4 separate regions of the Homo sapiens genome follow, and all the other regions are linked to region 1. The links are chromatin loops, found by intact Hi-C in ENCODE. Cell type or tissue: endothelial cell of umbilical vein. All regions are shown on one strand.

Region 1 (8,000 bases):
GTATGGCACAGTTATTTCCAGGAGATCAGGATGCCCTTTTTTCATTCTTATGTATTTTTATGTCATTGATTATTCAGTCTTTTGAGAAAAAAAATCTCAATATTAAACACAGTGTTTTATTACTTTAAAATGTTCTTAAATATTCAGAATATTAGGATTAATATTTTATATAAACTACCAAAGATAATAGAAACTTAATGATATTAGAAACATACAGCCATGGTATTTCTCTATTTGAATTAATCTATTCACATTTTGAAATATAAAATCAACTTTAAACAAGTTTAAGGTTAAATATGGCAAATTTGTACAACAGACTTGATCTGAAGGAGAGAAAAAAATAAACACTTATTTTTGTTCCATGCAAACCTGTAAGGTCTTTTGATACTGGAAATGAAATTAATTTCCTCTCCCTTCCCCTGCCTACCTTCTGGAGGATCTGCTGATGATCAGCAAAAATGGCCATAAAACAAGGAAAACAAGTGCAAAGAGGGAGGACATAAAATGATAATGGTGAAAGGGAATGAGACAGAGAGAAAGAGAAAGAGAAGTTAAGGACCCCCAGAAAAATCCATAAAATGAAAAAAAATAACAGTTATTTTTAAAGCTGCACCTATTCTTAAGAATATTTATTTTAAAAAATGCTTCCTTAGTGTTTATTTCCTATTCTTTTTAATTTTTGGTATAATAGTATCCTTTTTTTCTCTAGCATATTTTTATTTTTAATCATATAATCTTTTTACTTAAAATTGCTAAACCAACAAGAAAAAAATACCTTATCTACCTCACACACTTTGAGGCATTAGAAATACCTAATTGTTGAGAGTAAGAAATCTTCTTGACATCAATATTCATAAAACTTGATTTCTTTTAAAGAAAAGATTCAGATTACAGACAGAAAACAGGTATCACAATTTTTAAACTATTATACAAAAAAAACCACTACTTTATCTAAAAGGTATGACCACAAAAATGTATTAAAATTATCATGTTTAGAAATATTAGTGCATTTATATGATTTACAACAAGTGATGCATGCAACAAAAATGAGACTTGCTTAGAATTTCTAGGAAGGCACTTTAGAACATCAATGAAATTCCAGAATGTAGGAAAGGCAGGAAAGAAAGTACCTGTGTACCTCCGAGAGAGAGGAGTCACTTTCATCAGACCTATAGTGAAAGAGTTAGAATTATGAGAGAAAGAATACAGATGTCAACAGGTAAGGACACTGACTTTGGACTCAAAATCAACAGCATGAATAACAGATATATAGCAAACATTTCCTTCATAGTGCCCTGCTTTTCTACTTGCACTGGATATTAGCATGTTTAAAGTATAGCTAAGTTACGTAAAAAGTTTGATATTTATGTCTTCTAGCAAGACTTTGGGGGCTAAAATTTTCTAATACTGATATACAAAATCTATCCTCACTTCTAAAATTTAGGCCTTGCAGAAGAATAGTATCAAGTACATGAGATATAGCACTTCAAGGTTTGCTCTATTTAATTTGACTAGTCCTGGAAAAATTTTCCCATTTCAATAACTGTTGATCAATTTTATTCACCTTGATAATTATCACTTTAGATATAGACTCTAATGTTGAAGTTACACAAAATAGATTGTGTTTTCACATAGAAAGCAAGTCACTCAAAATTTAATAACTTTTGGCTTTAACTTATCTCAAAAACACTGAGTTCTTTTGACTAGGGAGCATCTGAGTAACAGCTGGGGTACTTTAGTGGGCTTTTAGAATGGACAAGTCACTTCTGTTAGCCCTACCTTGAGGCCTCCAAGACTGCAGTGAGTCTGGTTATTAAGAAAATCTATTCGACTGTACAACAGGCTTGAGGAGAATGAGGATATGGTGAGCGTTAGCATAGAATGTAACCTGAAACAATGTGGGAGATCTGCGTCTTGCTAGTGGGATATGGTTGCTTCAAAAAGGAGCCCCAGAGAAAGTAATGTAAAGGGGTAGTCAAGTTTTTGAAAGTGTAGAGCAGTCAGTTATTCTACATTTTAGTTTATAGAGATGACAACAGAGTCAAATTATTGGTAGCTCATAAAGTATTTCAGTAAAAAATATGGAACTGTGATTAGGTTGTCAAGATTATCAAAAGATTGACAGAAAATATTCTGACTGTGAAGGCAAGGTAGACACAAATTTAGCAACTCTTCGTATACCTAGTGAAACTTGACTTCCCAAAAGTATTCCTAATGTTCAACTTTTCTCAATTAATGACAGAAATAATTTGACAATGTTAAAGAGTATTTTGTTTAATAACACAGGAAAATATTTACCTACCTAGATCAATGTAAAGAACATATCTTCTACTAATTAAACCATATTAAAATCTAATGAAGGATCCATAAATAAAAGAATTATCCATAAATTAAGTATATTTATAATTCTTTAAAAACTACGGTATGATTCTCTAAGTTTATAGAGCCATTTAAAATGATCTAAACATGCCAGACAGACAGATCTTAAATGGCATCCTATAAATTTTAGAGATTATTGATTTATACAGGGAGGCAATAGCAGAAAACAATCATTATCATTCCAAGTCCAAGCAGACAAGTCAGAGTTAATAAATACCTTATGGCAGTATTGTTAGTATGGCATTCTTGCAAGAGAGATTCTGGCTCAATGTGTGGATACTTTGTCATTTCAAATTTGATGACATTTACATTTTCCACATCCCTCCAACTTCTCCACCCCTGCAACCCACTCCCAGTCCTACTCTCTCCATCCGTAAAGGTGATTTTTTATTCCAAGAACACAATTATTGAAATTTTGTGGTGAACTTGTCTAGAACAATCAGATGACAAAAACGTGTTGCACTTGTAACAATGGTCTTTGTAAACTGTTATATCCCCCAGAAGTAAAGTAATTTGCCTCTTTCCAACTCAGGCTATCTAAATTAGAGGCTTTTGTGGGCTCACAGAAGCTGAAGAATCTCCAAAAATTTAAACATCAAGTGGTCTCAAAGATTTTTCAGTTCTAATTTACTTGTAAAAGAAAAGGCAAGACAAGTGCTGAAGGCATACCAATACAAATCTACAACAGGGAATAATGTTCAGCAGGAAAATAATTTTCTCTAATTTTGGCTGCATGGTTCCTTTCCCATTGGAAAGATGCATAAAATATGGCAAGAGTTCACACGTCAGGCTCCATCTCCTACACAGAGATGACTACATGTTTTCTACAGACTGTATTGACAGGTTCAGAATATTATATAAATAATTGGGGCTCTTTTCCATAATGACTTACTTATCCTGCTGAACTGATGTGTTTCCCTGAGAAACAGTAAGACGATTAAAAACATTCAGTTCATTACGGGGCCGGCTTGGTGGGGAAGAAGGAGGTGAAAGACTAGCCTCTGAAGTTCCAGAATCTGAGCTACAAGAAAAAAAGAACATTAAGTAGGTGGCTTTAATTGGTTATGATTTGTTAGAAAAGTTATAAGAAACATGCTCTTTTAAAAAAAAGCTTTTTATTAGAGAACTCCTTCTTTCCTTTCTTCCTTTTTTGTAAGATAAAATGCATTCTGAACAATTTTTAAAATTTTTCACTGGATTTTGTTACATTGGCCACAAGATGGCACTAAAGAGAAGATTCTGTCTGCTGAAATCAGAAGTCAGTATAAGAATAAAGCAAGCCACATTTAAAATTATACAATTTTAGAATCAAGAGAAAGTTGCTCACTTTACAGATGAGGAAAGAGACCCAGAGAGCTTACGAGATGTTTGCTTATTCAGTTGGTTCATTCATCTATTTTTAAATCATTTATGTGCTCCATCCCCATTTCCCAATTATTCTTGAGAGATTTAATTCAGTAGACACAGGCAAACTACATCTTTAAGTACAGGAAGCAAGGGTGATAAGAAGGATAATTTCGGCCAGGCACGGTGGCTCACGCCTGTAATCCCAGCACTTTGGGAGGCCGAGGCGGGCGGATCATGAGGTCAGAGATTGAGAGCATCCTGGCTAACATGGTGAAACCCCGTCCCTACTAAAAATACAAAAAAATTAGCCGGGCGTGGTGGCGGGCGCCGGTAGTCCCAGCTACTCGGGAGACTGAGGCAGGAGAATGGTGTGAACCCGGGAGGCGGAGTTTGCAGTGAGCCGAGATAGCGCCACTGCACTCCAGCCTGGGCAACAGAGCGAGACTCCGTCTCAAAAAAAAAAAAAAAGGATAATTTCTATGACATTCAAGTCAGCTAAACCCATGGTCAAAAAAGACAGTGTGCATCTTGGCACAGGGTAGTGGATGGTATAGAATTGTCCATTTAGGCACGGAAAATAAATGAACACTTCTTTTTAAATATATTCACATTTATTTTTATGTCAAAGAAATTAAAGTAATTCACTTCACTAATATTTAAATGTAAATTCGCATAAATGCTTTCAAGGACATGTCTGAGATCTGCCTGTCACATGCAGAACAGGTAAACTGAGGGAGGGGTGGCAGGGTAACAGTGGTTCTAATCCAATCAACTTCTGCATGCTGTCATGTTGCAATTTGTAAACGCCCAGTTAAGTGGATAATCAGATTATACTATGTACTGCTAAGTAAACTAACCCTCACAAAACACACAGAAGAAACATTGAGGATAATACCAACAATGTAAACATGAGAGAGCAACAAGAAAATGGCACAATAACACACCCTATGATTAATATTAGTTTTTCTGTCAGCCACTCTAAAGAGGTAGGGTCAAGATCAGTTTTAGCTAACATGGCAATGACGGTCAAAATTAATTCTAAATTTTTCTATTAATAGAAGACTATCTGAAATATAGACTTAATAAGCCTTACCTCAAGTATATATTAACTCTTAAAATGATATACACAAATAACTGGCAAGTAAGTAAGTGGACATGATCAGGGACAAGTGCTCAAATATCTTTACAGGTATATGTATGACCAAGAATATTAGACCACCGAGCCAAGCCAAAAGCTGACTTGACTGTCTTGATTAGTCAAATAGTCATAACCACAGCACCAGCCTAAATCTGGAAAATAATTTCATGATTATCTTTAGCATCTAAGTGCAGCAGGCATTTAATACAGTCTAGCAGGTAAAAAACATTAGTCACTTACTGCTTTTGTTCCTTGGCCTTTGATTTTTCTGCTTTCTCATATGCCTTTCTCCTTGTTACAGGAGAAGGCTCTGGAATTTTTTTTTCTGATAGAGATGACTGCCTGGAACTAAAGTAAAAGAAGATTCTTTAATTACCTAATTCTAAATTTGCACATACAACTTTGGTAGATAGTCAATCTAAAATTTGTAATAGGTTAATAACTGGAACCTCAGAAAGATTATTACTTGAGAACAAAAAATAAAACTAACATAGGAAAATACTACATGAGTTATATTTAGTTGATGGAAGCTCAGCAACTATAATTTTTAAATTGGTGATCTTATTAAATATGTAACAACTTACTATCTTTGAATATAAATATCAGTGATATACCGCCAAATAGCCACAACAAATATTTTAGATGTGTTTTAATTTCATTGGTAATTATTTCAGATGAAGAAAAATTATCTTTATAGTTTTGTAAGAACAAAAATATTAGAATATCAGAATATGAGAAACAATGAGATTTAATGAATTAATATTGAGACACAATCACAAAATAGTTCTATAGGTAATCACACACACAAAAATACATAATTATTTTACTTAGCTAGTATTTAATTTGTATCTATGTACATTTTAGTAATAAAAGTATTCTGGCCTTAAATATTTTAAATGCCAAATGTCTGCTTGTAATTAAAAATTCAAGAAAATAATTTTTGTATATGGTGGTAATGAATTTTAACTGAAAAAAAAAAAAAGTCTGGGCCAGGCATGGTGGCTCACACCTGTAATCCCAACACTTTGGGAGGCTGAGGTGGGTGGATCACTTGAGGTCATGAGTTCAAAACCAGCCTGGACAACATGGTGAAACTCTGTCTCTATTAAAAATACCAAAATTAGCTGAGTGTGGTGGCGGGCACCTGTAATCCCAGCTACTTGGGAGGCTGAGGCAGGAGAATCGCTTGAAGCCAGGAGGCAGAGACTGCAGTGAGCCAAGATCACATCACTGCACTCCAGTCTGGGCAACAGAGCAAGACTCTGCCAAAAAAAAAAAAAAAAAAAAAAAAAAAGTCTGGGAAAAAAAAAACACTAAGGAATTAGACAGCAACACTTCCAGAATGGGTTTGCATGATTCCTATTTAAAAGCAAAAACTAAATGTAATTAAATTTTGTGTGCTTGATTTTTTCTAATCAGGAAATCACATTTTAGCAATCCTGCATCATTTAAATTATAAGCATCACCTGAGTAAAATTACGCAGTAATGGCTTATAAGAGTTACTGCACCAAGTGAGTGACCAAACTCTCACAATGTATAAAGAATTACAAATATATGAGTATAAGCATGTGAATTTATGAAAACTTTAAAGTAAGTTATTTAGAGGCAGAGCCCAAAAGATATTTTTTACAACCTGTCATAAAGGATACATTTTTAAAATGTAAAAAGACAAATAGATTACCTGAATCTGGATTCCAGGCCACAGATTTAGTCTTGAAGTTCCAAAAGTCTCACTCATCTGACAGACTAAATACCTAACACATTTAGTTCCTAAAATCTGACCTCAGTTCTACATCACTACCTTCACCAAAAGCATTTCTTCTATTCTCATCTTATCACAAAAGCAATGAAGCCATAAACTATTCTGGTTAGCAATCTCTAACAGCAGATCCAACAGTTAATTACATAGGCCACCTCAAGCACATGCAAGAAAGTTCTGCCATCATTAAAATTAATTCTGGAACAAAAGGTAGCAGATGGGATACTGAATGGAAAACAATGGAAATGTCCTCATAAAATGAAGAATATTATGAAAAATGGCTATTCAAGTTTGGAAAGTTTGTTATTTTGTATTATTTACAGATCATATAGTGTGTGCCACTTTTGGGGGGGCAATATTCCTCAGTGCAGAGATGTATTCATTCCATAAATTATCTGCTAGATCACATGTGAGGATTAGTTTGAAAAATAACGTTAAAAATCTTTACCAGTGAATGACTAATCTAATATTAATATAACTATCAAAACACACACATGCACACATGGTACACATATGTACACACACACATACACATACGCATACACACACAGGACTATGTGGGAAAATCTTTCTTTGTCCTCAAGATAATAATTAAAAATAGTCTATGCAAGATTTATTTTGAATAGAAGGTTTTTTGTTCAGATTATCATAGGAAAGAGAATATTTCCTCCTTCAAATCTTTAATAATACCAATAAAAATATTTTTGGGGCATACACTCATCCCAGAATATGCAATATGCTTCAAGGTAAAAAATTAGGAAAGCTCAAAATGTATTAAACTTGTAATTGGTATTTTCTTTTTTCTTTAAAAGTCAGCAAACATTTACTATCCTGACAGGACTCTTAAAACTAGGATATAGGTAATTTAGAGCAAATTTAAGAGTCTAAACTTTCTGTTTATACATAATAGTTATATAATGGTTTTATAGGTATAACTTTAATTTAGGTATTTCTATATATGTATTTTCTGTAATTCATAAGTCAGCCTTTATAAAAATTATAACCCTTAAGAATGATCCTAAAACTTGGAGACAAGACAAAGCAATTCAACAAAGGACATCTCATCTTAAATTATTTCAACTCTCCAATACCTTAGGGGAGACAACACCTAGCAAATTATTTCGAAAACCAGAGATCAAATTTATATAAATTTTAAATAATAGAAATAAGAAATTAGCAACATGCATACTTTTTTTTTTAAAGCCAAAAGAAAAGAAGTTAGTGTAGCTGGGCCAAACTTACATGCTGCCTATCTTAGAAGGTAAGCCAGGTGGGGGAGAGAGCTCTTTTTCCCTAGCAGAAGTACCACTTGTCTCTGTATTCATTCCAATCTCTTGCCCTTCTGCAACAGGTGTGAGAGGGCCAGGCAAGGAGGC
Region 2 (8,000 bases), 450 kb after region 1:
CATGTGACTTCTGGATAGTCATTTAACCTCTTCTCTGGGCCTCTGTTGCCTCATTAAGTAAAATAAGGGGGCTTCTCAGCTCCTACTTAAGTGTTGGCAGTTTATGATTCTGTAAATCTTACAGCCAAAATCAGGGGCATGTATAGGAGATATAGTTAAGAGATGGTTGAGAGAGAGACTTGATCTGTGTAATGGGGAAAATAATTCTAGCTTTGCCCAACTGTAAAGAATAGAAATAATGTATGTTATCATGCCCATTAGAATTCTGAATATCAGTTGCTCAAAAAAGTGATGCCCAGATTGTTAAATTCTACTAAATGACCAGGAAAGGAAGAGTTGCTATTAAGATACAGAATAAGATTAGTGTGACTAATTAATTGGGATGTTTTTACAAAAAGGGTGATACTGATAAGCTAGCTCTTGGAGAATGGGGGAATTTTGACAAAAAAAAAATGAAAGGAGATGAAGTCCTGTGTTCTGAGTACAGATATGCAAGACTGTGGAGGTAGGAAGAGAAATGGAATCTTTAGCAGGGAGGGACAAAGACGGGATAGTAATTATGATGAAGATAAAGAAAAAATAAGTACAGATGGTAAAACATTTTAGATTAAACTAGGCTTCTAAACTACAAAATCTGTAACAGCAAACCCAGTTTGACTTTTAAATATAATAGTATATTTTATCTTCATCATTATCTTTCACAATTTGGGAACAGTAGCATAATTAGAAGTAACAAATCAAATCTGTCAGCGCTAAACTCACTCCTATAGTTAAAAAACATTTGTTGGGTTAGGAAGATTCCTGAAGTTGATTACAGATTCTTTCTTGTGACCTGGATTCCCAAAGCTGAATAATATCAAGGAATTGCTATTAAAATACAAGACCGTTTTACAAAATCTGAGGAATCCAAAGCACGCAAATGCCAAAACTGCCTACTCAGTGTGGGTTCCAATGGTTAGACCTGTGGCTAAGTCGTGGAGGAGTGTGGGCAGACCTGGGAGGCTGTGACCTGGTCCATGTCATGGTCAAATCAGTCACTATCTCAGTTTCTCATTTATTCCTCCCTTGGAGTGAAAATGGCAAGAAAAAATGTCTGTAACGAGTCCATCAGGACTATTGAACAGTTAGATATTCCTCACCTTTATTCTTCTAAGGATTTAAATCTTATTAGAGCCCTACATTAAGTTCCAGATTAAAACAACTATTTAATTGAATTACACAAATTGACTACCTCAAGAGAGAAGCTTTGACATAATGCCCCCCAAGGGATCTCTTTAGCCACATGTGCTGTATATAAAATGGCATATTGGTGATATAGCAATGATACTTTTTAGTAATAAACATTATTGAATGGGGGCACAAGGCAGACCTGTGTAAGCAATATGGTTGAGGAAGGAATCAAATTTTGAGATCTTATGAAACAATAAAAAAGGAGGCAACAAAGAAGACATAACTATTTCCAGAGGAATACACGATTAGGATGTATATTTATTAAATGAGGAATATAAATGCATAGCTTACATAAACCAGTAACATGTGGATTAAAATGAGACACAAAAAGGGAGAAAAACTAGCCTGAATGAACTATTTTTCTACTACTAGAGAGTAGTAGACCAAATGGACCAGTGCTCTGACATGAGAGAAGCTTAATGCAAAGCAACACACTTTTAACTGTTTATTTTTGAAAGAATTCTGCTTATGCCCTATTTAAATTTCATTACTGTTGCCTCATTTTTCTCTGGTTTTCTGGCAGGATAAATTCAAGAAAGAGGAGCTTTGCTGTCAAAAGTATAATCATGTAAACTTTTATTATTTGGTCTATGCCTTTCTATGAAAAATGCTTTCTCAGGATGCGAGCATATACTTAGGTCTTCAAATATTTAAGTGTTCTCTAGAATCAGTAAATACGAGGAAATATTTATTGTGCTCGTATTTATTATGTCATGAAGATAAGTTTATGAATTTATCGAAAAATTTTAATTGCCAAATGGGATCCAGCTGAATATACTAAATATATATCCAGTTTAAAATGCCAGTGCATTTCCTTTCCAAGAAAATAAATATTTCAAATGTCTTAAGTGGTGATTAGGAGAGAGAAGAGTTTTATGAAGATAATAAAAGCATTAGATAAATACCATTAACTAAAAGCAAATACCAGTTCAGCATGGTCAGAAGAGATGGGGAATAGATTTTTATAATGTTTCATCATATTCACCATTCATCTGCAAAATTTATCCATGTATTTATTCATTTGACAAACACTTTTTGGTGCTTATCAGGTGAACAGGATGCCTTGGCAGGAACTGGGAATGTAACAATGAACAAGGCACAGTCCTGGCCCTCCAGGGATTTATAGTCTACTAGAGAGAGCTAAGGGCAGACAAACCTGTTCTTGCAAAGAGAAATGATAAGTGGCCAGAGCACAGAGTAAAGAGATTGCGGGGAGATGAGAGAAGCTCTTCTGGGAGAATGGTCTAAGCAGCAGGCATTCCGTCTCTACCACATGGACTTATGAGGATATTAGAATGAAACCTCATACTTCATCATGAATAATCCTATTGCAACCTATAAAGTCATGTGAACAATGCAGAAATCTTTTTTCTAAAAAGCAAAGTCTTTTCCTGACTCAGCCACTAAGCACTATTGTTTTTCATTTTGAATTATGGCCTCCATACATTTGCATTTGAATACTTCCGTCATGTTTACACTTTTGCAAGTGGTAAGTACTGGTCTCAGAGGACACTGAAATGCACAAGCACTGGCCTGAGCAGCACAGGTGATACAGTGGAAGGTATGGCCACAGCACAGCATACTGTTAAGCATTTGAGGAAGCTACTTTCAGCCCTACGCAGATTCTGCTCTTGGACTGGACGCTATGCCTGTCACAGGACATCTCATTGGCCCTAGACTCCCTGCCTACATCTTTTTACCATTTTCTGTTTTTTTTTTTTGTTTGTTTCTGTGAAACTAAAAGCTATGGTGTAAAGACTTCCACCTGGGGAGATAGCTGGGAGATGTCTGAGTTGGGAGAGGGGTTGGGTGACAGCCCTAAGCACTGTGGAACAAGAAGCAGTGCTGTTTAGGATAGGAGAATCCCTCTCTTCTTTCCCAGACACATTTCCGATGCCTTTGGAGGACAAGAAAGCCACATGGAGATACTTATAACAGCAAAATATAACCACATAGTCTCAATCACAAATGATATTATAGTGTATCTAAAAATAGTGATAAAAATAAAAACAAAACTATGTTAGAAAAAATATTATCTTACCATAGTATGTAAGATACTCTGCTGTGTGTAAAAATGTTAGTGAAACCAGGACATTGAAAATCCAGTTTATTCCAGATGAACATGCATTTCCTGTACTTCTTGCCCAAAGGGGATATATTTCAGAATTCACAGTCCAAGGCATTGGTCCCATTCCTGAGAAATAAAACATTAAAAACTTTAGTAAAATAGCATGTAAGAAATTTGAAAAATTATAGTTTATCTACTCCAAAAAGAGGCAATTCAATTAATGCAACAGTATAACAAAGTCTTTGTTTACCAGGTGCAAAGAAGACAAGATATAAAATAAGGCCCAGAAGTGCAGTCCAGGAGTATGGAGTAGGGCAGAAATTGTAAGCCCAAAATATATCTTCTGTTTTGAACTTGGTTTCATTTTCACACCTGAAAAATAATGCAATATAAGTATTAACTTAATGTTTTTGACTACAGTTGCAGAAATTCAATATGATCATATTTATGTATTTGGAAATTCCTTAATGTCTTAAGAGTCCAAAATGTTTTTCTTAAAAAATAAGAACTAAATATACAGTATTAGATATGCGAGCTTGTATAGCAATTTTACAGCCAAGTATAATTCAAGAGCAAAACAAAGACACCGTGTTTTATAACCATTTCACATAAATTAGACATGATTTCTAATTAGTCCCTGGAAGCTGCAGTAACACTTCAGTACCACTGAGAGTCAGTATGTGGCAGTGAAAAGACCATGGCATTTGCAATCATGACAAGATTCAAATTTCAGAGCCAGATACTTTTCATCTGATAAAATGGGGATAATACTTTGTAGACTATTTTAAGGATTAGAAGAGTAACCTGTAAAGGGTGATGGGGTGGATGAGGGAAACAAATGATTCTATCTGATTCCAAATAGCCCTCTCCCTTTCTGCTCCGTGTCCTTGCTTCTCTACCAGTCACTCCCTGATGACCTTGCCTTCTTAATCCATAGTAAAGCAAAGGGTCCTACAGTTTAGATCCATTCTGAAGTTGAACTTCCAGTTCTTTACCTTAATTGCCCCTGAAGATATTACCAGACTCAAAAACATTCCTATCCCCTATTGTCAATTTAGAGTATTGTTCTGTCTCCTTCAACCTCTATCTTTGAACCTTGTCATCCAAGCCCTATTGTTACCATATTTATGAACTCATCATAACATTCCACCTGTCTTGATGATTTGGGTGCCTGCTCAGTCTACCTCCTCTCATCCCCTGCCACATTCATTTATTTTTAATTCATTGGCCTCATTTAAAAAAATTATTTTATTTAAGTTCCAGGACACATGCACAGGATGTGCAGGTTTGTTACATAGGTAAATGCGTGCTGTAGTGGTTTGCTGTGCCTATCAACCCATCACCTAGGTATTAAGCCCCATGTGCATTAGCTATTTATCCTGATGCTCTCCCTCCTCCCAGCCCCCACAGGCCCTAGTGTGCATTGTTTCCTTCTCTGTGTCCATGTGTTCTCATTGTTCAGCTCCCAATTATATGTGAAAACACGCAGTGTGTGGTTTTCTGTGCTCCGTATAATGCATTGGCCTCATAGTTCCTTATTTAATCTCCAACACTACAGAGACAGCACTTTATAGTTTCCTTGATTTGGAACTATTTTACTTCAGACTTTGAGCCTTCCTTTTCTGATCACAACCACCACTTTGTTTATCTCCTCATTTCTGATCATCTGTGCTACACCCAGATCTGCCTTTGGATTATCCTTTCAGTATTCGTTTACCTCACTGCTCAGCTTAGACCACGCCAATACAGGCATAGCTTGGAGATATTGCGAGGTCAGTTCCAGACCACTGCAATAAAGTGGGTCACACGGATTTTTTGGTTTCCCACTACATATAAAAGTTATGTTCCCATGAAAGTGCAGTCTATTAAGTGTTCAATAACATTGTCTAAAAATGTACAAACCTTAATTTTAAAATATTTTGATAAAAAATGCTAACGATCATCTGCACCTTTCACAAGTCATCATCTTTTTGGTGGAGGGTCTTGCCTCAATGTTGAGGGCTGCTGACTGATTAGGGTAGTAGTTGCTGAAGGCTGGGGTGGCTGTGGCAATTTCTCAAAATAAGACAACTGGGAAGTTTGCAAAATTGACTGACTTTTCCCTTCACTAAATATTTCTCTGTAGCATGCATTTTACCCAGATAACTTCTTTCAAAATTGGAGTCAATCCTCTCAAACTCTGCTACTGCTTTGTCAACTAAGTTCGTGTGATACTGTAAATCCTTTGATATCATTTCAACAATGTTCATAGCACTTTCACCAGGAGTAGATTCCATCTCAGAAACTACTTTCTTTGTTCCTCCTTAAGAAACAACTCCTTATCCGTTCAAGTTTTATCATGAGATTGCAGCAATTCAGTCACATCTTTAGGCTTCGCTTCTACAATAGTTCTCTTGCTGTTTTCCACTATATCTGAAGTTACTTTCTCCCCTAAAGTCTTCAGCCCTTTAAAGTCATCCATAAAGGTTGGAACAACTTCTTGCAAACTTCCAAACTGTTCATTTGGTATTTTGACCTCCTCCCATGAATCACGAATGTTTTTAATAGCATCCAGAATAGTGAATCCTTTCCAGAAGATTTTCACTTTACTTGGCCCAGATCCATCTGAGAAATCACTATCTATGGCAGCTATGGCCTTATGAAATGCATTTTTTAAATAATAAGACTTGAAAGTTGAAGTGACTCCTTGATCCATGGGCTGCAGAATGGATGCTGTGTTAGCAGGTATGAAAACAACATTCATCTTGTACATCTCCATCAGAGCCCTTGAGTGACCAGTGTCATTGTCAATCAGCAGTAATATTTTGAAAGGAATCTTTTTTTTCTTTTCCTGAGCAGTAGGTCTCCATAGTGGCTTAAAATATTCTCCAAACTATGCTGTAAATATAAGTGCTGTCGTCCAGGTTTTTTTGTTTCGTTTTAGAGCACAGGCTGAATAGATTTAGCCCTTCTTAAGGGCTCTAGGATTTTTGGAGCGGCAAATGAGCATTGGCTTCAACTTAAAAGTCACCAGCTGCATTATCTCCTAACAAGAGACCCAGCCTGTCCTTTGAAGCTAGACATTGACTTCTCCTCTCTAGCTATGAGAGTCCTGGATGGTATCTTCTTCCAACAGAAGGCAGTTTCATCTACATTGAAAAATCTGTTGTTTAGTATAGCCACCTGATATGGTTTAGCTGTGTCTTCACCCAAATCTCATTTTGAATTGTAGTTCCCATAGTCTCCACGTTGTGGGAGAAACCCAGTGGGAGGTAATTGAATCACGGGGGTGGTTACCCTCATGCTGTTCTCATGATTGTGAGTGAGTTCTCATGAGATCTGAAGGTTTTATAATGGGCTTTTCCCCTTTTTACTTGGCACTTCTCCTTCCTGTCGCCATGTGAAGAGGACATGTTTGCTTCCCCTTCCTCCATGATTGTAAGTTTTCTGAGGCTTCCCCAGCCCTGCAGAACTGTGAGTCAATTAAATCTCTTTCCTTTATAAACTACCCAGTCTCAGGCAGTTATTTATAGCAGTGTGAGACCAGACTAATACATCACCTTTATTAGTTATCTTAGGTAGATGTTCTGGATAACTTGACGCAGCTTCTCCATCAGCACTTGCTGCCTCACCTTGCAACAAGGTGTGAAGTGAAAACAGCTTCTTTCCTTAAACCTCATGAACCAACCTCTGCTAGCCTCAAACTTTTCTTCTACAGCTTCCTCACCTCTCTCAGCCTTCATAGAATTAAATGGAATTAGAGACTTATTCTGGATTAGGCTTGTGCTTAAGGGAATGTTGTGGCTGGTTTGATCGTCTATCCAGACCACTCAAACTTTCTTCATATCGGCAATAAGGCTGTTTCACTTTCTTATCATTTGTGTGTTCACTGGAGTGGCACTTTTAATATCCTTTAAGAATTTTCTTTTGTAGTCACAATTTGGCTATTTGGTGCAAGAGGCCTAGCTTTCAGCCTATCTCAGCTTTCAATATGCCTTCCTCATTAAGCTCAATTATTTCTAGCTTTTGATTTAAAGTGAGAGTCGTGCTACTATTCCTATCACTTGAACATTTAGAGGCCATTGTAGAGTTATTAACTGTAGTGTCTTAGGGAATAGAGAGGCTCCAGGAGAGGGAGACAAAGAAGGAAACAGCTGGTTGGTGGAGTGGTCAGAACACACACAACATTTATAATTAAGTTTGACGTCTTATACGGGTGCAGTTTGTGATGCCCGACAACAATTACAATAGTAACATTAAAGATCACTGATCATCATAGCAGATATGATAATGAAAAAGTCTGAAATAATGTGAGAATTACCAAAATGTGACATAAAGACACTAAATGAGCACATACTATTGGAAATATGGTGACAATAGACTGGCTTGATGCAGGGCTGCCAGAAACCTTCGGTTTGTAAAACAAAATGCAATGTCTGTGAAGTGCAATGATGGCAAACACAATAAAATGAAGTATATACTGTCTTCACTAGCCTCTAGAATCCATTCTTCCTCTATTTTTGTCTGCCATTTTTCACCATTTGAGTTCCCAACCCGGTGTGGCTTATTAACTTCTTTCAACAACCACTTCTCAGAAACTGAGCAGTGTTATGAAACCATGCTGTTGGGCTGTATTAAAAGTTCATGCCATTTTATCTCAGTTGGTTCCCTAATGATGCTTATTTTATCCTTTATTGTCTTCTCTACTGAATTATCTGCTTAT
Region 3 (8,000 bases), 670 kb after region 1:
AAATGCCAGACTTGAGATCACAGGCAGCTTAATCAACAAAAATCAAACTCCAAACCTTTTCTGTTCTCTGCAGTAGGGTGGTTCTTTACCTCTTTTCATGCTACCATATCATACCTCCTTCAATAAGTCATGATACGAAAAATGGAGTAAAGAATTTGTCTTAGTCCATTTCAGCTGCTATAATAGTGCCATAAACTTAGGGGTTTATATACAATAAATGTTTATTTCTCACCATTCTGGAGGCTGGGAAATCCAAGATCAAGGCTCCAGAAGATTCACTGTGCGGTGAGGGCCTGTGTCTTGGTTCAGGCAGCACATCACTGTGTCCTCACATGACGGGAGGGGAGAGATCTCTCTCAGGCTTTTAAAATAAAGGCCTTGGTTCCAATTGTGAGGGTTCCACCATGACCTAATCACCTCCCAAAGGCCCCATATCCTAATATAAATCCTAACCTCCAGGTGAGGATTTATATTAGGAGATGGGGTCATCGGGAGATGGGGCCTAACCTTGGGGTTAGGATTTCAATATATGAATTGGGGTGGGGAGTAGGGACACAAACATTTGGACCATTGCAGAATTATTTTCAAAGCATACACATATTCTGGAGATACTGATCCATGCCTGTTTACTACACGTTCACCCACCTCGTCGCCACTGATTTATCTGAGCTCTCAATCTATGAGGTGCTTCGTGATATGAACTAGTGCATGGTTTCTCAAACTATGGAGGAAGGACCAATGTTTTTTAAGTTCAATCTGTTGCAGATTGATACTTTTGTTAAATACAACGAAATGAATTACTGAAAAAAAATGAAAAAAGGCACACAAAATACAATTTTGAAAACTAAATTCAATAGACATAAAATTACGGTGACTGATTGCTATAAAACTTTCTATATGCCTACTCTCTTTTTCTGTATTTAACCTGTATTTAAGCAGACCAAAAAAAAAAAGATTTTTTAAATGTATCTTAGCAGACAAAAAAAAAAAGAGGGAGGGTGTTTATGGACAGAAATCAGTCTGTAGACCACACTGATCAAACCGACCAATTTCAAAGAGAACAAATCTCAGGCATATCTATGGTGCTTGCCAACAGTCTGAGTTGGCATGAAGTTTATTTCCTCGAAGGCAACAAGCCTGGTCTTGGTTAAAGCTGCCATTTGTGCCTAGATTATGACTGTGTACTGAGTTGAGCCATCAAAAGGCATGTTATTTCCTAGAGACACAAGGATATCAGCAATTGAGGGCAAGATTTAAATACCTAGAGATAATAAAAATCTTAAGCTTTGATCATAAACTATAAATTTAACAACCTGGTTTCCCCTTTGGCTGCCTTTAAGCTATAACCTTTTAGTTTTAAGAAAAATGGCTTTCCCTGGACAAAGCCTAAGTTAATCATAGCTCCAGTCAATCATATCCAAAGAAAACAAACCTATAGCTTCACATCATGGCAAGATTGCCATGAATGAAATATTAAAATGTCAAACAAGATGTGGTCTCTGCCCCCAAGGATTTTAATGTAGACAGACAAATATGTCAACAAACAATGACAAAATAATGAGGTAAGTGCTGCAACTGACACATGTATAAAAATCATGATACATCTATACACTGCTGATTCCCAAATTCATATCTCCAAATTTGCCCTGTCTCTTGAACCGAAAACTTGCTCACCAACTGTCTACTCAATTTCTTCAGCTGGATGTCTAAAAGACATCTCAAATGAAATGTGTCAAAAGCAAACTCCTGACTCCCTTCCCCAAAATAATAACAATAACCTGTTTCTCTCACAGTCCTTCTCAATTAATAGCTACTGCATCCTTTGAGATATTCAAACAGCTATGAATTTAGTAATCAACAGCATGTAGAAGGTACCTGAGACCATGATCTTTATACATTTATACACTGTTTTTTCTTAAAACCAAAAGGTTACTTGAAAAGCTGCCAAAGGTCAAATTTATTTTTTTTCACTTTTTGATAAATTACAAATATATTTTCTTGTAATAAAGCATCATCGGATTCCTGGGATTATCCTTTATTACTACAGTTTAATCTTTTTAATATAATGCTGTCATATACTTGTGAGTGCTTATTTTGTATTATTATTCTATCAAAATAATTTTGAGGCTTTTTCTAAAAATAACTTTTGAAATATTTTTCTTACTGTAAAAGTACTGTTTAATATAGTAAAACATTAAAATAAAGGCACACAAGAAAAAGAGTGAAATCCCCCACTGACCCTCCAATTCTACCCGTGAAAATCATCACTATTAATTCTTTGCCTTGGTCTGAACTTAGTAAATCCCCTATTGATAAATGTTTAGATGGTTTCCAGTTTTTCGCGACTACAAACAATATTGCAAGGAACAATCTTCTAGATGTACATATCTTTGCATATATGTAGGGACAGTTTTTTTTAAATAGATTCCCAGATGCAAAAATGCTGGGCCGAAAGTTTTGTAAATGTCTTATTTTTAACAGTGCTAAATTGCCACTTTAAAATGTTGTACCAATATAAGCTGCCACCAAGTAATAATGTGTAAAAGAGTAATCATTTTTTCATACTTTGGCACATTGGTATTATCAATATTCTAATCATCAACAACATAATTGTTGAAAAAAATTATTGCATTGTTTTAATTTATATTACTTTAACTGGTGGAAAATAAAGATCTTTTCATATATCTATTAGTCAGATATGTTACTTATTGTGTGAGTTATCTTTCATGAAACTTGCCTGTTTTTATATTTAAAAAAAGAGGAAGGAAGGAAGGAGAAAAAGAAAGAAAGAATGAACGAAAGAAAGAAAGAAGAAAGAAAAAAGAAAACAAAGGAAAGAAAGAAAGAGAAAAAGAATGAATGAAAAAAAGAGGAAGAAGAAGAAGACTAGGAGGAGGAGGGGAAGGAGGAGGAGGGGGAGGAGAGGGAGAAAAGGAAGGAGGGAGGGAGGGAGGGAAGAAGGGAGGGAGGGAGGAAGGAAGGAAGGAAGGAAGGAAGGAAGGAAGGAAGGGGGGGAGGAAAATGCTGCTAAAGAGGAAACCAAGTTGTTAAATTCATAGCTTATGACCAAAGCTTAAGATTTTTATCATATATAAGTCAAAAACCTTTGAGTCATCTTTCATTCCTCTTCTTCTAATATCCCCATCCAATGCATCAGTAAATATTGTTAACTCTATACGTCGCCTCCTCTCACAACCCCCATAGCAATCACCTAGGCCTAGGCCACCAGCATCTCTTTCCCAAATTATTCCAACAGCCTCCAATTTAAGGGGCCAGATTCCACCATTGTCTCACTCCATGTACTCTGAGCGCAGGAGCCAGATGAGCCTTTGTAAACCTAAGTCTGCTGTGTCAGTCCTCTACTCATAACCCTTCAGTGGCTTCCCTTCTCATTCTTGAATAAAAGCCTAAATCCTCACAGTCCCTACATAATCTGGTCTTCTGCCCTTACCCCCTGAAACTCTCCATGCCAATTCTGCTTTACCCACACAGACTCAGATAGCCACATGGCTCACTCTCCTCACGTATTTTAGTCTTTTGAATACATGCCACCTCTCTGACTTTCCTGGACCAACCTATAAAAAGGTGCAACCCTCTTGCCTCAATATCCTCAACCATCCTTTATCAATCTGCTCATTAAATTTTACCTTTTATCACCATTATCTGTTAACATTTATTACCACCTTCATATGTTTATGTGTTCCTTGGTCACCCCTCCCCACTAGAAATAAAACTTTAAGGCAGGCTTCCTTTCATTCATCACTGCCAAATCTTCAGTGCCCCCAATGGTGCCTGGCATGTAACAGGTATTCATTTTCTGAGTGAATGAATAATCAAAAATGGATGTCTTGCTCTGGCTGGGTTATGGAGAATGCCAGGGAAGAAGACACACACAACCAATGACACTGAAACTAGGTCTTAAAAGAAGATTCAGGCTTGACTGACATGGAAAGGGCTAAAAATATCATCGCCATATGCACAACTTTTTTTCCACAAAGTCTTGCATAAGAATACACTGTAGGGAAGCAGACTTTTAATGTTCTAGTTGAGAGAATCCCCAGTAAAGAAATTAATCCCCATGATCCAGAAGAGGATCAAGGTTTGGGTAAACAAAAAGAAAATTGCCACTGCTGTCAGGAAATTTTACAGATGAGAAATTACTGTAAAATACATCAAGCTCCTAAATAATGTAAATGTGTTCTTAGTGATCGGTTTATGGTTGCATCCACACTTGGGTTTTTTGGCCACAAAATCACAATTTTATTCTCCTGGAGTTTTCTCTGATAGGACTATAGCTCTAATTTTTAACAGGAAGCCAGTGAGGAGAAAATATTATTCCAAGTCTAGGACTCCTTCCTTTTATATACAGTTCTATTGTTCTATGTCTACTCTAGTAACACCTATGGCCATGTATTCTGGAGTCATAACGATCAAATATTAGTTCCTTTTATTATATAAAGTAGTCTTACACATATTTATTTACTTCTTTATTTCTCATCTTCCTCCCACTGGAAAGTGAGTTCCTTCTAACAGAGCAGGAATGTCTCTATCTCTTCACAATATCCCTGAGGACAGAAGAGGGCCAAGCACACAGAGTACTCAATAAATGCTCAATGATTGAATGAATAACATTCACATGAGAGATAAATACATATTTTACATGGGGAGTGTGGACTTTAACTTCTAACACATGTTCCAGCAGTGCATTCTCCTCTGAGTAAGAGTTCTTCTACTTAACAACATTATCAAAAGTACAAGAAGGATGTGCCCACACTTGGATTTCTGGCTGTACTGTATTCTGGGGATAGTATCTCAGCACACACCAGGGAAGCACAAAATCTGGGGAATGGGTGCTCTATTCACCCATAGTGCTGAACAGTGCTGAAGGAAACAGGGCAAAAGCAGGCAAAGGGATTTTCTTGCAACCCTGGTTCTAGGGCTACGACTAGGTGGTTGTGACACTGTGGGGGGCCTCCATTGCCCCCTAGTGGCAGCTGTGCTTGGGACACTTCAATATATTAATATCCATACTTTATGTATGCATTATATGATCACAGTTTAGAAACTTTAAGCAATGCCAACTCTCTCTACAACAAAAGCTCTAATCAGAGCTTTTCAAACCTCCAAACTCACACAAACACATACTCAAATTAGTCTCAATTGTATTCGATTCTCAAACCTAGGCTTCAAGGTTCAAGTCTCCTTTTTTCATCAACGGAGCTCTCTCTCTCCCCCTGAAGTGTGTGCCAAACACTGATTTTCCTCCTGTAAAGTGAAGGCTTGGACCAGATTAGGTCTTTCCTAAAAATCAATCTGTGAGCCTGTACTGGTCCACAGAGAAGTTTCCTCTGATTTGCAGACAGTTATCTTGTTCCTTATACAGTCTTAACTTCACGGAGTTCAACCATGAAAGACTGTGTTTTTCTCTACTTACTTCACACAGCAGTGCTTTGTAGAACTGCCCACAGTTTCTCATAGATAGCAGAGTTCTCAAATCCTTTTCCTCAATTTGTGTAAGTCCATTTGCTTTAAAACTTCAATCTTATATCTGGGTTAAAGCTTTTTCCTTCATCTCAAATGGGCTCCAAGTGACATCGTAGCCCTACCACATGATAGTTTTTCAGGCCACTCCAGTGCTCTGCTCCCATCATCTTCCGTGTTCACCCCACTCCCCTGCTGCCATCATGCTCCAGTGTTCCTACTTAAGTAGACACAGGAGGCAGATTAGCAAGGACGCCTCATAAGTGCATGTCTAGCTAGGCAATGGGATGTTAGCCTCTCCCAGTCAAGCAGGTCCCTCTCATGTTTACCAATGATTTTCTTGATCTGTATTGGTTGGTTTGGGATGTGAGGAAGACCCCTCTCTTCCCACATGGGTGCTCTCTTTAGAATACAGGCTACTTACCAGCCCCTTTGTCCTCTGCTGCTTTGGACCCCCACCCATCCACAGCATCAATTCAGGGCAATAAAAATATGTCCCACTCACCATCCTATTATTTTTTCTTGTGTGTCAGTATGAAGTTGCCTAATATTCTTTGTTTGAAAGTATTGTCCTTCATTTCAAGATTATATTCTACTATCTTTTTAAAAAAAAATGAAACGGTGATGGTAGTTGAGTTATTTTGTTTCTGATGTAAAATCAAAAGCTTTTATAGCTCACCCATCCTGCCCTTATAGCTCACACATCCTGATTTGGTGAGCCTGAATGTTCTGCAGGCATCCTTGTTCCTCTTCTTTGATTGCAATTATGCTTAAGATCTCAGTAAGATGCATGCTACCATTGCCCCAAAGCTGATTTACAAAGGAGAGAGAAACAGCAATTGTAGCAGGGATTACAGCTTTATCCAAAATACCACCACTGAGCTCCCCTGGTACCTGTGACCTTGCTCAGCGATGCCTGATGTAGGGGTAGAAGAGAGGAGTGAGGGAGGTGCCTTCATTTGCCCTGAATTGATATTGTGAATGGGTGGGGGTCCAAAGCAGGAGAGGACAAAGGGGCGATTAAGCAGCCTATATTCTAAAGAGAGCACACACATGAGGACCCAAGTGATTACGTTGTGCTTTCTACCCTTATTCTATTTTCATTCTGAATATTCCATGGATCACACCATTTCTCCCCTGACAGATGCTAGCATGATATGCAAACTCAATACTGGGCAAGAGAAAAACAGAATATTACTACCACAGAGGTGGCAGGGAGAAAGACAATAGCAGGTTGGCTGAATTCTACCACTCTACCTTTTACAGCTCATAGCCATTTTCTTTCACTCATTTTCATCTTTCTTTCTATTTTTCTCTTGCTCTATTTTGCCACTTTCCCCTGTCACTGTTTTCCTTCCTTTTCATCCCCTTCCTAGGGTTAATTATGGAAAATGGCCGTGACAGTTAAAAATGAAAGAGACATCACTTAAGATTCTTATAACCCAAAAAGCTCAACAAGCTTGGAGTACTCATATTTACTAACATATATGTTCTTAGTAGTAGTAGTATTAACAGGTGTATGTCATTATAGTTTACATTTGGGACCACCAAGATTAGACAGAAAGATTAAATGGCAATGAAAATATAAGGCAGAAAAGCACAAATTCATATTGTAGCTTCTATTTTCCAAATGTGTTAAAATTGACACAATCAAATTACTACCATTTTCTCACACAGAAAAACTGGGGCTGTGTCCTTGTTATTTTCCTTTCCTTAACCAAAATAAAATCTATCACTTAGCTCACAAAGCATTTTTCAATTTGCTGACTTAAATATTTAAAATTGACAGATATGAGTACAGTTACATATACATACATATACATGTAATATATTTAAAGTTTATTGCTCTCTTTTCTTTTAAGGAAAACAAAACTGAAGATGCATCTTATTTTACAATTCTAAAGTACTTATGCATTTAAGAGGAATAATATTGTAATAAAGATTTTAATTCTCAAATATAAAACGTTTTATTTCATCTCTGTATCACAGTAACCATCACATTTTTAGATATACATAAATAGCAATGACTATTCAAGAAATATTACTGATAAAAATTTCCAATAATTTGACTTTGATATTTTATCATCACTACTCAATTTTTAATGCTAATCTTTTATGGCAATCCTATTTTAGAAGCTAATAAACATAAAAGGCAAGCTTTTAGTGGAAACTATGAAGTGAAACAATGTAGTCTGGCTACCATTTCTCAGATGCTGTTTAAGAGATAGATGCAGAGCAAATCCCTGATGGCTTTACTCCTGCATCTTCCATGTGTGAGCCAGTTGCTAGGAAACGTGAAAGACAGGGATTCAGTAAAAACTGCAGAACAATGAGCTAGCTTAAGAGTTATCTGAATACTAACACATATCCTTCATAAACTGTTGTCAACATTAGAAGACTGAAGATTACATGTGATGTTTTTCCAGAGAAACTGATTTTGATGTAGTCCCATCTCTTTTGGACTGAAAAACATAATTGAGATACAAGCAAGACTTATTGCTTATTTAATAGGTCATGAG
Region 4 (8,000 bases), 370 kb after region 1:
AAGAATTGGCTTCTGGGGAAGCCTCAGGAAATTAGAATTATGGTGGAAGGTGAAGCAGGTGTGTGGCATCTCAAACAGCAAAGACAGGAGCAAGAGAGAGTGAGGTGGGAGTGCCACACACTTTTAACCAACCAGATCTCATGACAGCAAACTTCACTATTGTAAGGGCAGTACCAAGGGGGATGGTGCGAAACCATTCAGGAGAAACTACTTCCCATGATTCAGTCACCTGCCACCAGGCCCCATCTCCAACACTGGGGATTATAATTCAACATGAGATTTGCCGGGGGGTACCCAAAGATCCAAACCATATCATCTTTCAACATGAAAATGCTTTAGGTTTCAATGTGCTACATAATTTTATATTTGCCATACTATTGAAATATCTATAAACACTGCTTATGTAATGTTATAATCCCTTGCCATCATAAGGGTGTAATTTTTACAACAGTGCTAGGAAGTTTATGTAGTTTATTTCTAATCTACAGGAGCCTGAGTTGCTAAAGTCTTCACAGCAAAAGAGACTGAAATGTAAAGAGATTAGATAACTTGTTTGAGGTCACACTCTCAAGCCAAGATTCAAACTGTCTGTCTTATCTGACTTGATATTTTCAGCTATACTGTTTTCCCTTTTTTCTTCAATAAATGTTTATTGAGTACATATTATGAATTCATATAAAGACACTTATTGAATGTTTCCTGTATGCTAGACACTGGGGATAAAATGGTGCTTTGTTCTCAAGATTATATTCTGTTATGCACTAGACTCTGCAAGGTACAGAGATGAAAGGACATGGAACCTGTCTTTAAGAAGTCTTCATCTAGTGGCTAGTCAGAAAGAGACAAAAATATAATGCATTTAGATAAATTGCTTGAATTAAAGTTTGTTTTGGGTTATTAGTAACAGATACTTCTAAGTTTCATCTGTAAACAGGAGGAAGATGTGATGGAGGAGGTAACTTTTGAGCACAGTATCAATAAGTTGTTTACCAAATGGTCAAATTGGGAAGAAAGAGCAACATAGATATACTAAGATGTCAGAGTACAGCCTGTTTTAGAAATTTCAAGTACCTTGTTTCATTCTAGTTATTGTTATAGCTACAATTTATAATACTAATGATAAAGGGTGCAGGAGTGGCCTAGGTAATTCTGGACAATACAAAAAGGTAGGTCATGAATGGCCTTGTATGATATATAACAGTTTAATTATTGATCATTAAACAGAGATCCACTAAACAAATTTTAGCAGAGGAATATGATGACATCGTAATAAAAAAGTTGATTCTAGCAACAATGAGGAGGGATTTGATAAGTGGAACAGCTCAAGTTAGGGGAAGAAATAATGAGAGCTTGAAGTTTTACAATAGCAGTAAGGATGAAATGAGAGAAGAGAAGATTTAGATCTAGAATTGATAGTACTTGGTGATTGGTGATTAGTTAAGGGAGAAGGAAGAAATTGAGAAAGACCTAGATTTATTTATGATTTGAGTAAATGGGTAGTTGATGGGATTGTGCTACTGAACAAGATTGAAACCATAGGAGGAGGTGGCAGGAAAAAGGTTAACTGTCCATCAAAATCCATGTACCGTTTTTTTTGTAGAATGTACCCTTTTTAATAGAATAGAGCTGCCACCATGAAATGGCTTCCCAGCCAAGGAACATGTTTCCTAACCATCCATCCATGTACATGTGGCCATATGGCTAGATCTCACTAATGAAATGTTCGGAGAAGTGATGTGCATCATTTTAGGTTAAGGCTTATAAGAAAAGGGAATTATTTTTCCATGCTGTCTTTCTTTGATGGCTAGATGGTAGTGAGGCCCCAAGGGATAATGGAGCCACAAGATGGAAAGGACTGGGTCTCTGAATCACTACATGGAGGAAAATTGCCTGCTTACCAGAAACACTCACTTTAGATTATTACACAAGAGAGAAATGATTGTGTTTGGCATTATACATTTTGTGATATACTTTTTAAAAACAATACCTAGCATCACTCTGATTCAGAGGAGGAGCAATTTCTGAGAGAGGTAAGTTTGACCCACTGAGCTCAAGTGAGGATCTTCTGAAAAACCTGTGATCTATGTGGAGATGTATAGTAGGCAATTATATATACAGGGCTTGAGGTGAGAAGAGATGTTTCAGCCTTTATGAATAGCAGATAATTGACTACATCCAAGTATATGATTCTCGAGAGAAAGTGTATAGAATAAGAACAAAAATTGTCAAATTCCTGAGAAGGCACATTTCAGGTTGGAGGGTATGAAGTAGAAGAGGAACCAGAAAAGGGGGCTGAGAATGAGCTACTAGAGAGGTTTGAGGAGTACTAGTGTCGTAGGAAAGAAAAAGGAGGAAAATGTGGTCAGTAGTGATGGAAGCTGTCCTGTTATTCCTTTAAATAATTCATATTTCCCCAAATATGAATAATATAGATGTATCCTCCCAAAAGATGAATTATCAACAGAATTTAATACTTCAAAAACAAATTCTGTTTGACCACACCTATGTCTAGAAAGCTGGCAGCTTGAATATAGCTAGAACTAGTCAAAAAAGAAAAAAGCCTATTGATGTAGCCCAAAGGGAATCAGGTGCTATGAGGAGTTCCTTGGGTAGAGCAGGTATGGGGACTTTAAATTGTGATGCCTGGCCATGGCCAAAGGTGCAGTGGAACCCTGACTAAAATTACGTTCTACCAGAGGGGCCAAGGCAAGAGTCACCAATGGGATGGAATGAAGGGGTAGGAGTAGAAAGAGGGCTGGGTTGCACCTGCCCACAGGTTAGGTAAAATTAAAACAGGTAGATTCTGCTGAGGAAGAATTGATGAAGAGACATACGGGCTAAAACAAGCAAACAGAACAAGCCTCTTGGATGGGGACATGTGGTGTTCTCAAGAGCCTTTGATGGGAGTGGGAGAGAATAGGAAAGAACAAAGTATTAGAGGAGTATAATTATTTAATTTTAAAGGTTTAGTAGAGGAATAAAGTTAAAATACAATTGTTAACATGGGAACGTATTCACCAGAGAAGTGGAGACGTGGAAGAACAAAATTCAAGAGTGATGATGTCACACTAGGAAACCGGATCAAGATGGGAAGAAATGAAATAGCAATTCTATATACAGTGTTAAAAATGAAACCCACTTAGCAATTAACATATTGAATATGATAGCAATTAACATATTGAATATGAATTAATATATTGAATATGAATTCTTTTCAAGATTCAAAGAATATCAAATTATTAAGAAAAAATCAATATAGGTTATAAGCAACGTATCTAGAATATAATAAAGGTTGAAAGCAAACAGATAGCAAAATACATACATTAAGAAAACATATATACTATTGGAGCAAAGACCATATAAATGCAATAAAAAGCCCATTCGGAAAAGAGAAAAATAGGAGATGCAGATTTTCTGATCCATAGCAAGGCTTGCCATCCTGGAGGATGGAGGACATTTGTGAATAACTTAGTGTCTTGTCCTTTAGGAAGATCTTTGCTGTCCTTCTCAAACAGATCTGAAGTAGGTATTGGAGTGCAGGCCTGCCGTGGGGTCTACATAGCTTTCTTGAAAGTTTTGTGTTCTTCTTGCAAGTTTGGGGCTTGAATGTGTCATGACTTGAAGAGAAAAGATTTTTAAATGATAAGATAGAGGGGTTAGGGAAGGGGCTCTGCTCCATGTAGTTATTCAGGCCCTAAACTGGTGGCTCCCAGTTTATTGTTACCAGAGAGAAGAAAGGAAAAGGAAGTGGAGGATTGTGGGGAAGATTTTTATGGACCAGGACCGGCAGTAGTTTACGTTACTTCTGCCTATGACCAGAACTTACGTAACATGTCTAAACCAATTCCAAGGGAGGCCGGGAAATACAGTCTAGCTGTATGTCCAAGAAAAAGGGAGTCAGGTTTGGGAAGCAGCTAGACAATTTCTCCTTTATTTTATATATCTAAAATTCTATATCCTACCAACAGAGAATGTATAGAAAAAAATTTTTATAAGCCCATGATATGTATGCAAACATAATTCATATAGTAAGCCATAAAGAAAATCTAAGACATTTATTTAAGGAGAGATTCATGGGTACATTCTCTAATCAAAATTTGATAAAATTGAAATCAACTAAAAAGAGATACTTAACTTCCCTTAACATCCTGGAAATAAAGAAACACTCAGGGTTCGTTTGCTTTGTTAGAGAAAGGAAATGAAAATAAAGTACAAATTACATAGAAAGTGATGGAAACCAAAACCAATAGTGTGTTCTGTAGAAAGTTATACCTCTAAGAGCTTTTATTATTTAAAAAACCTGATAATAAACGACTGATGATCTAACTTAGGAAATTAAATAAAGAATAACAAATTTCCAAATTGCCTTAATATGTTTGTCTTTCTTCAGCTGCATTTACTATGATTACCTGAAGCTTTTCCTTTTTCTCAGTAATTCATTTCTTGGCAAGTGTCTATTCTGTTGCTTGTTGTTTTTTAACGAATTTAAATTTCATTTTATTGTTTACCACAGGCTAATTTTTCTTTGTGGTTTAAAAATAAACCATGTTGAACTGAAGTAATGTAAAAGAAAAGTACTATAAAATGAATTGGTAGTGTAAATAAGGTAGATATAAGTGAATATTATTATGTATACTTAGGAATTGTTAACATTTTGGTTTTCTCCTAGATTCTGATGGAAGAAGGAGGAATATATTCTTTAAAAAGCAAGCGAATATCTACTAAGAAAATCTGTCAGTATAACTGTATAAGTTAATTTTACTCTATTTTAAAAACTAACAATTAAATAGAAATCAGTTAAATTTGAAGTGATTTTTTAGATGTTTGCCAACAAATATATATCATGGATATTTTAGTACTACTAATGCAATTGACTCGTTAAAATTACTTTTATATTTTATTAAATATACATGAGTACATTAATGTATAGGTACAGTTTAGCAAATAAGAATAAAACAGATAACCCTCATACTCCCTAGGTAGCTTAAGAAACAATACATAATACTTTTGAAGATTTCTTCAATTGTATTTCATATCCTGCCCTCTAGAGGTAACTATTTCCTTGAATTTGTTTTTTGTTATAACACAGACTTTTTAACTGCTTTATTTTGAACTTTCTATATATTGATCCAACTCTATATATTTTTCTGCAACTTGCTTTTTTTTTTCACCCAATATTATATTTTACAGTTCATCTGCTTTGATACTTGTAGCTCTAGTACATTTATTATTTTTCCTGCTATACAGCATTCTACTGTATGAATATATCACAATTTATGTATCTTCTAACAATGGATATTTAGGTTATTTTGAATATTTTGCTTACGTTGTTTTGAATATTTTCCTATGAAGAACAATGCTACTTGGAGTATTGTTGACATTTTTCCTTGCACACATGTATAAAAAGTTTCTCTAGGATATATTTCTAGGAGTAGAATTGCTAGTTCATATGATATGCACTTCTTTGCATCTTCAAGGTAATGCTAAATTATTTTCCTAAATGGTTATTCCAGTTGTACCCCTCTTAGCAAGGGATAACAGTCTTGGTTGTTACATGTTTTCACCAACAATATCTCAGTCTTTTATCATTATTGGTAATCTGATAGCTCATTGTAGTTCTAATTTATATTTCTCTGATTACTAATTAGGTTAATTGGCCATCAATGTTTCATTTATGAAATGTCATTTGCTCATGTTCCTTTTCTGAAGTTTGGTTTTCTTTATGGAATGTGTCTTTAATATGTCTATATCTCCTATGTATATTTTATGTGTCCTGGATACTGACTGCTTGTAGGCTTGTGTGTAGCAAATACTTCATGTTTGAGTGATCTTTTAATTCTGTACTGTCTTTTTACAGACAAAGTTTCATGTCGATCTGGTACTCTTTTAGGTATTCTATGCTAGCATAGTCCTTCATGTTATCTAGTCTGATGGAATACCTTGAAACCTTTAATGATTTAATTTTTTGAATATGTAAAATACTAGTCTGGTTTCTATCCTTATCCTCCCTGCCCTATTTCCTTCTGCAACATGAGTATTTTTTTTTTTTTCTGCTTTCTGGTTTCTCATTCCAGTCCATTTTTAAAAAAATAAATCCTAAAAATATATAAACACGTAAATACCCATGAGTCTTAGTTTCCAGCCTTTCTCATTCTAAATGTAATATAGAATATTTTATAAAAGAATTAAGTGAATTTATTTATTTAATAAAATATTCCTATAGATTCCTCTGTGTTAGTGCTAGGTATTTCTTCATCCTTATGACCATTTAGTAGTCCATTACATGCATGAACTGTAGTTTTTTCAGTCAATGCCCTATTGATGGACATTTGGGCTATTTCCAGTATATTTTTCTTACAAATACTGTAAGTGAACAATTTTGTACAATGTTTCTTATTTGTGGAGGTTCATTTTCAGGGTAATTTCTGGGAGTGGCATTGTTAAGTTAAAGGAGAAATATGCTGGTATTTGATGGATATTGCTGAATTTCAATTTTGATATATATATATTTCCAAGTTCCTTGTGTCACCATTTGGCACCAATAGCAATGTACATTTTATTCCACAGCCTCACCAACAGGGATTGTGGTCAAACTTAGGAATTTTTCTGAATCTCACAGGGGGACGGATAGATAGAAGTTTTAGTTTGCGCTTCGCTCTGTGTGAAGTTGAGCATCTTTTAAAAATGCTCATTGGCTATTTGCGATTCTTTTTCTGTGAATTCTCTATTATATCTTTTGCCCCCTTGGGTTTTGGCATTTTTTTTCTTGGTATTTAAGGGATCCTTATATATTAGAAAGATGTAGATGAGGGGTGGAACAAGATGGCTGAATAGAAGACACCCACTGCAAGCGCACCAATTTAACAACTATCTACACACAAAAAAACACCTTCCTAAGAACTGCATAAGAGCACTCATAGTACCTGGTTTTAACTTTATATCACTGAAAGAGGCACTGAACAGGTAGGAAAAACAGTCTTGAGTCACTGACGCCACCCTTCCTCCATTCCCTGGGAGTGGCGACATGGTGCGGAGAGTGATTCTGTGTACTGGGGAGAGGGACAGTCAGTGCAGCAGTTTTGAGGCATTGAACTCAGCACTATCTTGTTATAACAGAAAGCAAAATTGGACCAAACTCAGCTGATGCCTACCCATGGAGGGAATATTTAAACCAGCCCTAACCAGAGGGGAATTGCTGATCCTAGTGGTCAATACTTGAGTTTGCATAAGCCCTCCTATTATGGGCTAAAGTGCTCTGGTGCTCTAAGTAAATTTGAAAGGCAGTCTAGGCCACAAGAACTGCAACTCCTAGGTGAGTCCTAGTGCTGAACTAGGCCCAGAGACCGTGGACTGGGGGTGGCACGTGTTCTATTGAGACACCAGCTGGGGCAGCTAAGGGAGTGTGGCAATCACCCCTCCCGTAACCCAGACCACTCAGCTTGCAGCTCCAAAATAGACCCCTTCCCTCTGCTTGAGGAGAGGAGAAGGAATAGTGGGGAGGACTTTATCTTACATCCTGGATACCAGATTAGCCACAGTAAGATAGGGCACTGGTCAGAGTCATGATGCCCCCTTTCCAGGCCCTAGCTCCAAGATGACATTTCTAGACACTCCTTGGGTGAGAAGGACACCTATATCCTTGAAGGGAAGGACCCAATCCTGGCAAGATTCATCACCTGCTAACTGAGGAGCCCTGGGGCCCTGAATAACCATCAGTGATGCCCAGGGACTGCATTGAGGGCCTTGGGTGAGACTCTGATACTTGGTGGCATCAGGTGGGCCTGAGTACATTTCCAGCTGTGATGGCTATAGGACAAGACTTTTCACTTGAAAAAAGCAGAGAGAAAAGTAAAGGGGACTTTGTCTTGCACCTTAGGTACCAGCACAGTCATGGGGGTAGAATACCAAGTAGGCTCTTGGGGTCCCCAATTCCAGGACTTGGCTCTTGGATGGCATTTCTGGACCTGCCCTGGACCAGAGGGGAGCCTCCTGCCCTGAAG

The links. Hi-C counts contacts between places; a loop is a spot of excess contacts. Peaks named below come from ENCODE experiments on the same cell type or tissue, not always from the same donor. Only the 100,000 strongest peaks of a DNase experiment are listed, where the experiment ranks them.
Region 2: a loop joins it to region 1, with 2.9 times the contacts of the local background. A loop is called at or near these places in 2 of 110 quality-filtered maps.
Region 3: it touches region 1 in a loop (11-fold over the local background); 6 of 110 quality-filtered maps call a loop at or near these places.
Region 4: a loop joins it to region 1, with 19 times the contacts of the local background. A loop is called at or near these places in 45 of 110 quality-filtered maps.

Annotation. Positions count from the first base shown.
Region 1 is chr12:39,314,802-39,322,801 of GRCh38, forward strand. KIF21A (kinesin family member 21A) reads right to left here. Exons shown (of 38, transcript NM_001173464.2): 27 at 7,867-8,000; 28 at 5,105-5,212; 29 at 3,272-3,400; 30 at 1,131-1,169; 31 at 428-439. LOC101927019 (a long non-coding RNA gene) reads left to right here and starts at 1,131. Exons shown (of 3, transcript XR_007063276.1): 1 at 1,131-1,219. In endothelial cell of umbilical vein, a CTCF peak has its summit at 3,600 (motif pointing right); no DNase peak of the experiment used is centred here.
Region 2 is chr12:39,761,189-39,769,188 of GRCh38, forward strand. SLC2A13 (solute carrier family 2 member 13) reads right to left here. Exons shown (of 10, transcript NM_052885.4): 8 at 3,549-3,670; 9 at 3,272-3,424. It also overlaps a transcript of REDIC1 not described here. Among named protein-coding and RNA genes, the nearest start is that of REDIC1, 140 kb to the left of the region's middle. In endothelial cell of umbilical vein, a CTCF peak has its summit at 3,959; a DNase peak (open chromatin) is centred at 4,013.
Region 3 is chr12:39,985,721-39,993,720 of GRCh38, forward strand. The region is part of intron 3 of SLC2A13 (solute carrier family 2 member 13); the gene reads right to left. Among named protein-coding and RNA genes, the nearest start is that of SLC2A13, 120 kb to the right of the region's middle. In endothelial cell of umbilical vein, a CTCF peak has its summit at 4,988 (motif pointing left); a DNase peak (open chromatin) is centred at 4,941.
Region 4 is chr12:39,687,380-39,695,379 of GRCh38, forward strand. It overlaps REDIC1 (regulator of DNA class I crossover intermediates 1), which reads left to right. Exons shown (of 13, transcript NM_001031748.4): 11 at 4,670-4,733. Among named protein-coding and RNA genes, the nearest start is that of REDIC1, 65 kb to the left of the region's middle. In endothelial cell of umbilical vein, no CTCF peak of the experiment used is centred here; no DNase peak of the experiment used is centred here.